3 separate regions of the Homo sapiens genome follow, and all the other regions are linked to region 2. The links are chromatin loops, found by intact Hi-C in ENCODE. Cell type or tissue: Calu3. All regions are shown on one strand.

What was found. Hi-C counts contacts between places; a loop is a spot of excess contacts. Peaks named below come from ENCODE experiments on the same cell type or tissue, not always from the same donor. Only the 100,000 strongest peaks of a DNase experiment are listed, where the experiment ranks them.
Region 1: a loop joins it to region 2, with 2.0 times the contacts of the local background. A loop is called at or near these places in 3 of 110 quality-filtered maps.
Region 3: a loop joins it to region 2, with 2.4 times the contacts of the local background. A loop is called at or near these places in 3 of 110 quality-filtered maps.

Annotation. Positions count from the first base shown.
Region 1 is chr14:62,033,664-62,036,163 of GRCh38, reverse strand. All of the region lies in intron 3 of SYT16 (synaptotagmin 16), which reads right to left. Among named protein-coding and RNA genes, the nearest start is that of LINC00644, 110 kb to the left of the region's middle. In Calu3, no CTCF peak of the experiment used is centred here; no DNase peak of the experiment used is centred here.
Region 2 is chr14:61,923,735-61,926,234 of GRCh38, reverse strand. The region is part of intron 1 of SYT16 (synaptotagmin 16); the gene reads right to left. Among named protein-coding and RNA genes, the nearest start is that of SYT16, 110 kb to the right of the region's middle. In Calu3, no CTCF peak of the experiment used is centred here; a DNase peak (open chromatin) is centred at 1,074.
Region 3 is chr14:61,991,042-61,993,541 of GRCh38, reverse strand. The region is part of intron 2 of SYT16 (synaptotagmin 16); the gene reads right to left. Among named protein-coding and RNA genes, the nearest start is that of LINC00644, 150 kb to the left of the region's middle. In Calu3, no CTCF peak of the experiment used is centred here; no DNase peak of the experiment used is centred here.

The sequences.
Region 1 (2,500 bases), 110 kb before region 2:
AGAAAACAAATCTCAGCTTGGGTTCCTTTCCCTCATTTTCATTCCTCCTACGCCCTGTGCTTACCCCTATGGAAGCACTTACCAAAATAATCTGAAGCTCTCCCTTTACTTGTAATATTCCCCTGACCAGACTGACAGCTCCTTAAAAGTAGAAGCAGGATCCCTCTCTCTGCATCCTCAGAGCCTACATAGCTTGCACAGTGTCAGCCCAACAGCAGCTGCTCGATAAATATTTATTGAATGAAGGCAGTAATTAATTAGCCCCATCCTACTGTAGTTGGAGGAGTAGGAATTCTAAGAGCATCTAACATGGAAAAGCATCTATCACCATAACCAGCACAATGGGTGCTTAATACGGATCTGTTGAATGAATCAATTATATATTTCATTAGTCTTTATAGGACTCTTCACCTTGAAATTCAGATATACATGAAATTCAGATTAAATGGGCTTTTGTGCTCTGGATTTTAGCCCCAACTTTTATAGGAAAGTGTCTTTCAAGTTCCAAATAGCTTACAAAGCAATGCGTGGAACAACACCCATTGGTAAGCAAGAGCTCTGTGCACAACAGTGAAACCCTGTTAATCAAATTTAGTTTTTATTAGTCTATTTTCACTTCTCTTCCCTAAACCTGGAAATTGATATATGTCTCTTTGATGGAATTAAATATATATTCCTTCATTATTTTCTTCCCGTATTGTATCCAACCTTTATCTTCATGTTCTTTTTCTCTTAAGTGGATTCAACATTCTTAAGAGCTATTATAAAATGGTAAAAAGATTAAGAGAATAGTCTGACCAAATAATTAGGACAAAGTAAAAATCAAAGCAGTACACAGCACAAATAGAAAGAATTCATACTTTCAAAAATAAGATACTAAACAACTGGGCTACATGCCCTTGGAACTGCTGCATGCTGAGTTCTGGAATATATGCTAAAACTGGTCATGATCCAAATTGGATTTAAGGGGAGTCTAGCAACATGTTAAAGAACCTTCATACAAGAACCTACCAGAGCTCTTGAGGCAAGCTGTGCCCAGAAGATTTGACCCTTCATACTCAAAAATTACCCTTCCAATGCACCAGAAAAACAGAGGACATATGTAAATACTTAAGGTCACTTCAAAGACAATACTGTCTGTCACACCAAAGCCACAAGGCAAACTAAGAAGCTTTCGGGGTAGGACACTCAGTCAAATCCACCCTCAGACAGAAAAACTTTTGTCATTTTCTGGAAGATCAACTGGAACAGTTTTTGTTTTGTTTGTGAGGAAGCCTTTTTTAAAAAACAGCTTTATTGATATATAATCACATAACAATTCACCAATTTTAAGTATACAGTACAATGTTGTACAGACTTATGCAACCATCACAATCAATTTTAGCACATTTTCACCACACGAAAAGGAAACCTCATATCTACTACCTGTCACCAACCCATTCTCCCCCACCCCTGGAATCCCCCCATCCCCTCAGCCCTAGTCAGCATAATCTACTTCCTGCCTATATGGAATGGCCTATTGTGGACATTGCATATAAAAAAGAGTCATATAATATGTGGCCTCTTGTTACTGACTTCTTTCATTTGCATGTTGCCAAGCTTCACCCATGTTGTAGCATATGTCAGTAGTTCATTCTTTTTACAGCCAAGTAATATTCCATTTGATGAATAGACTACATTTTGTTGATGCATTCATCAGTTGATGGACATTTGGGTTGTGTTCATTTTTCAGCTATTATGACTGATGGTACTATGAATATTCATGTACAGGATTTTGTTTGAACATATGTTTTCATTTCTCTTGAATTTATGCCTAGGAGTGGCACTGCTGGGTTCTATGGTAACTCTATGTTTAATCTGTTGATGAACTGCTATACTATTTTCCAAAGGGGCTAAACAATTTAACATTCCCACCAGCAGTATATTAAGGTTCCAATTTTTCCACATCCTCACCAACACTTGTTATTATCTGTCTTTTTTATTACAGCCTTGCTGGTGGGTACAAGGTGGCACCTCATAGTGGTTTCAATCTGCTTTGCTCTGATAGCTAAGAATGTTGAGTATTTTTTCATATACTTATTGGTCATTTGTATATCTTCTTTAGAAAAATAGACATATTCAAGTTCTCTGCCCATTTTAATTGGGCTTTTTATTATTTAGCTGTAATAACTCTTTACACATTCTTGATGCATGTCCCTTACTAGATATAAAATTTGCAAGTGCTTTCCCTCATTCTTTAGGTTGTCTTTTCACTTTGCTCATCGTATCATTTTCAGCACAAAAATTCTGAATTTCAATAACATCCAATATATCTAATTTTTTGTTTTGTCACTTGTGCTTTTAGTGTTATATCTAATATGGCTTTGCATAACCCAAAGTCATGAAGATTTACTCTCAGGTTTCTTTCTAAAAGTTTTATTGTTTTAACTTTTACATTTATGTCTATGGGTCTGAGTTTATTGTGTGTATGATATGAGAAGGCTGTTTTTTCATTGGATAT
Region 2 (2,500 bases):
GCTGAGTAAACCTTATTTTTAGCCCTAAGAAAGCAAATTCCTTCTAGCATCTAATGTCTAGATTTTTTTGGAAGTCACAACTTGACTTCTATTGAGTTCTCAGTCTATGAAACCCCGATATCTCCCACACATATGCTGCTAAGTCATAGCACTCACCATTCCTGGTGACCATTTATTCATTTAGACCATATATTGTTATTGACAGCATGTCATGTACCAAGCATAATCCAGACATACAGCCAGGTTTAAGGCAGAAGAAGTCTCTGCCTTCACAGAGTTTACACAGTGGTCTTACACAATCTGAACCATGACCCTGGTCTTAGATTTTCCAAGTTTTCCTTTGGCTTTTACATTCTTGTGAAATCTCCACCTTTTCCTTGAGGGAAAAATACCACCAGTTGTGTGTAGGCCCCACACACAGCTTTCAGATAATTCTTCCAGGAATTCTCTCTCACCTTCAAGGTAAGAGATTCTGATTTATTCAATTTAGGTGAAAAGGGAGAGGAACATAATCATTGCATCATAAGATGTTAGAAGAAAATAAGGCCAAAACGTGAAAGATGGTCAAAATAAAGCCTAACCAGGAAATTTTCATAAGAGAACACATGTTCTCTGTACAAGGAAAACTGTGTATGCATTTCTAAAAATCTTAGAGAAGAAACCCCCTTTTTTGTACATTAATTACAATGAGACTAAGCAATGCTAGTTTCTGAAGTAATCTTGAAAAGTATTTGTTTTCTACATTTTAATGCTAAGAATATAATTAGCTACTTAAAAGCAAATGCTAATACACCATTTTGTGTCCACGTTGGACACTCTTTGCACAACACATGATTTGATACTAATCTATGCCAAGATTTTCCTCTACAGTCACAAATTAACTAAAACTGGCCACAGGAATTCCTTTCTTACTGCCAAAAAGCTCTCTTTTCAGGCTTAACACTTTCCAACCTCAGCATAAAGACCCATCCCAGGTGTAAATAGCTGAAAGGAGGGAAAGAGGGAAGGAAGAGAATTGAAAAAGCAATCGAAGAGCATCTTACCGTCAGAATCTATGCTAGGTTACCGTGCCAGAGACTGCCCCCCAGTGTTTATTCTGTCCTTCTTCCTTAGGAATAGAACAACCAGCATTTAGCTATGCCAATGGCTGTGCCAAATCAAGAGGGCGCTTCCCAGCACCTCTAACAACTGGATGAAACCATATAACTAAGGATTGGCAAATGAGATGCAAGTGTACGTTTTATAGGCAACTTTGAGATGTGTTAAAGATGGTGAAGCAATGAGACAGAAGCAGCCTGGGTCCCTAAGGATCAAGAAGCTAACACAATCACCCAAAACTAAAGTGCCTGTGAACTTTGCTTACATGATAGAGAAATAAACTAATGGTTAAAGGCACCATAATTTGGGGTTGTCTGTCACTTGTGGCTGAATTTAATCCTAACTGATACAGCAAATTTATTTAATCCATACACTATTTGTATTAGGTACTGTTCATCATTGCCATTTTACATAATAAGAAACTGAGGAATATTTCTGCTAGGTCTCTCATAAGCAAGAGGGTTTCATACAGGGAAAGAAAAACATGGTAGTATGAGAAAAAAAGAAGCACAAGTTGGTGCAATATGTAGCCGATAGCACTAACTAGATTGTCATCAAAGGTTTTTATACAGAATTTTGAGGGGTAGGTACTCGAACCAAGATTTCATTCAGGTAATTGATTTAATAATGAAAAGGAAATACACCCTCGTTCTGAATTCATAACACACTAGTTGTTTACATCCTAAATTGCTGCTGCTGCTACAAACACTTCTACTCTCTGGTTAAACTGCAATGAAGTTTCCAAGCCTTGCTTAACAATTTCATCTGAAAGACAACTCTAAACCTTACATATCCTAATGTGCTGACACCCAGGGATTATCTTGGCTCCAAGGTCTCATATACCCTCAAATAATCTCAGAGACCTGCCAACCATTAGGGGCTCTGGGGTGATTTGGTTTAATAATCTCAATAAATAAACTTCACCCAATTTAACCCCACCTTTTGTATCTCTCCATGCCCCCTAGCACAGTGCTGGGAGTAACCAAGTTCATCAAAAACAGTCATTTAAAGGGACTGTCTACTATGCAAGACTCACCACTTCAACTTTAATGTCAAAATAATTTCAGTGTCTCCATATCCCTTTCCTTTCATCCTGATTCAGCATAGATAGTAATCTTTCATGTATAGCACTTTGTATTAACTTCGCCTGAGATTTACCTTTTAAGGGAAACTATTCATTTCTGCAAACAAAAAAGACTGACAGCAGTCACAAAATACATTAATTGTGATCTTAATGAAGAATGTAGTCTTATAATCATTTTTGTCAACATGGTTTTGAAGGGAGGTCAAATTCCTGCTAATAATATGTTGGTTTTGAATCTTTATAAAGACATGACAGCATGATTTTCAAGAACTTTTTTTTAAAAAACCAAATACTAGATAATTAAGTTGTAACAGTCAA
Region 3 (2,500 bases), 67 kb before region 2:
CTTAAACTTTTTAAGCCAGAAATGACATGTTTTCCTTAATAATTCTTCCATCATTCTATTACACACAAAAAAACTTTGAGTTTTTTGTTGTTGTTGTTCTGAATTTTTTAATTTTTTTTATTTCAGTTCTGGGATACATGTGCAGACGTGCAGGTTTGTTACATAGGTATACATGTGCCATGGTGATTTGCTGCACCCATCAATCTGGATCTAGGTTTTAAGCCCCACATGCATTAGGTATTTGTCCTAATGCTCTCCCTCCCCTTGCCCCCCACACCCCCACAGGCCCCGGTGTGTGATGTTCCCCTTCCTGTGTCCATGTGTTCTCACTGTTCAACTCCCACTTTTGAGTGAGCATATGTGATGTTTGGTAGAAAACTTTGTTTTCATATGCAACCCAAAATCTCTGAATTTGAGCCAGCATCTTCTTGTCCAAATCTTCAAATTAGTACAGCTCATATTCTTGGCCTCATATCCCCTTGGTTTCTATAATCTCTGTTCATCAAAACGAAAATGAAAAAATTCATTTTTTACAAAAATTGACAGTTCATCAAAATGGCAAATTTTGTAAAAAATGAATTTTGATCATTCTCCTAGTTTTAAAGAAAAAAAGCCATTATGATTCCCTGTTACTTAAACTGCAAAGTTTGAGCACTGGTGCTGTCAAAATCACTACTCATTTATGTTTGTTGATATAGCGTTTTTTAAAAATTAATTTGAATGTTTCCAACTCTATATAATCTTCACCTCTCCCTGTTGTTTACAATCCACTCGCTTCACTCATTTCTATGTAGCCTGCCCGACCCCTGGATGCATTTGAATTTCCAAGCCCCACCCTATAGGATAAAGTTCAAATTCTGTACTGTGGCATACAAGAGGAGAAGTGCTCAAAAAAACAATAATAATAATTATCAGCACCATCCAACTGGGCTTAGTGCTGGGGGGATCCTAAAGGCTTCCTGCAAAGTGTAAACACTTTAATTGCTGTATCACTGGGTCTGAGGAGGTCTAGAGGTACAAAAGGACACTGGAAGGGGCTTCAGATCGGTGGCTATTTATCAACCAGCTTGGAACTAATTTCAGGACAACAGCAACTCACGGAGCTCCCGCCTTTTGTCCTCACTGAATACCTAGCTGTCTGAGCTGTCCGCAATAATGCTGCCGCGCCATGAGAACTCAGCCTTTCCTTACCACTCCTCGCTGTAAAGTCCTATGTGCCAGTCTCACTGACACACTAAGCATTTTCCAAAGTGACTGTGCTCTTTCCTGACTTCTGTTTGTTTTGCCCAGGATGACTTCTCTCCCTAAACTGCCCGATACTCATTTTTTATGAGGAAATGTTTATTGCTTCCTCTGTCAACTCTTCATCTACAATCAAAGGTGTGGCCTCAGAGTGTTTTGAATGTGCCTTTATGATATAACGTTTCCCTCGGTATAATGGATATTTGTCAGTCTTCCTCTTCCAATGGACTGGGAGTCCACAAGTGCTAGGGCTGTGCTTATACTTTGTAGCTCCAGAATCCACACAGGGCAGGGGCTCTCCATGTTCCATGAATGAATGAATGAATGAATGAATGAATGAATGAATGAACGAACAAAGTTATTAGTGAAAACATTTAAAGCTAAGTAAACCTGATTCCTTTCTATTTATTCATCTCTAAAGTGGCATTAACGCACTAGATGACTTTTAACACCCTTTCTGCTCTTAAATCCAAGAATTTGCCATTGTGTGCCACAGAACATTGTAATATTGAGGACGGATACAACCAGAAGCAAGATGCCTTTTCATGGAATAGTTCTGTACTTTTTTGTCAATAACCATTGTGAGATGATCCCAGAATAATTGGAAAGAAGCCAAATCTCAGTCTTTATATAAAAGAGTGTCCAGTTGCTATATTCTAAAATACTCAAAAAGAAATGAAACCTACAGCTAGAATCTGAAAAACTACCTAGTTAGCAACGCCAGAGATCTTTCATTTTATGCTAAATCAGCCTAAAGCCAAAGAGGCCCAGCACTGGCAGGGTAACCATGGAGATATCTTTGGGGCTTAGGTAAATTTCAACTTGATTGGTAGAGCACACCAAGGATAATAATGCCAGATATATACTGTATCCTACTTCTTTGGTGGCTTTCTTACAGCTAACAAGAAGACAAAGTAGCTTCTGGTGTTTTAGAAAACACACACACACACACACACACACACACACACAAATGAAAAACAGAAAAAAAGTCCAGTTCCCTGGATTAGAAGGAAAAATACATTTAAGGTCTTGTCATATCTGAGAAGGCCCATTATTACAATTGAAATGGTTCATGATATCTCATCACTATGGAAGTATAAAATGAGACAACAAAAAAAGATGGTGTGTGTGTATGTGTGTGTGTGTGTTTACCATACAAGCTTCTATCACAAACATGACCTGGGAAGATTTACAAAGTATTGAAGTACTCAGAATAAACTGACAATCTAAGAAAGAATTAGTAGCAATTGATAAAGAT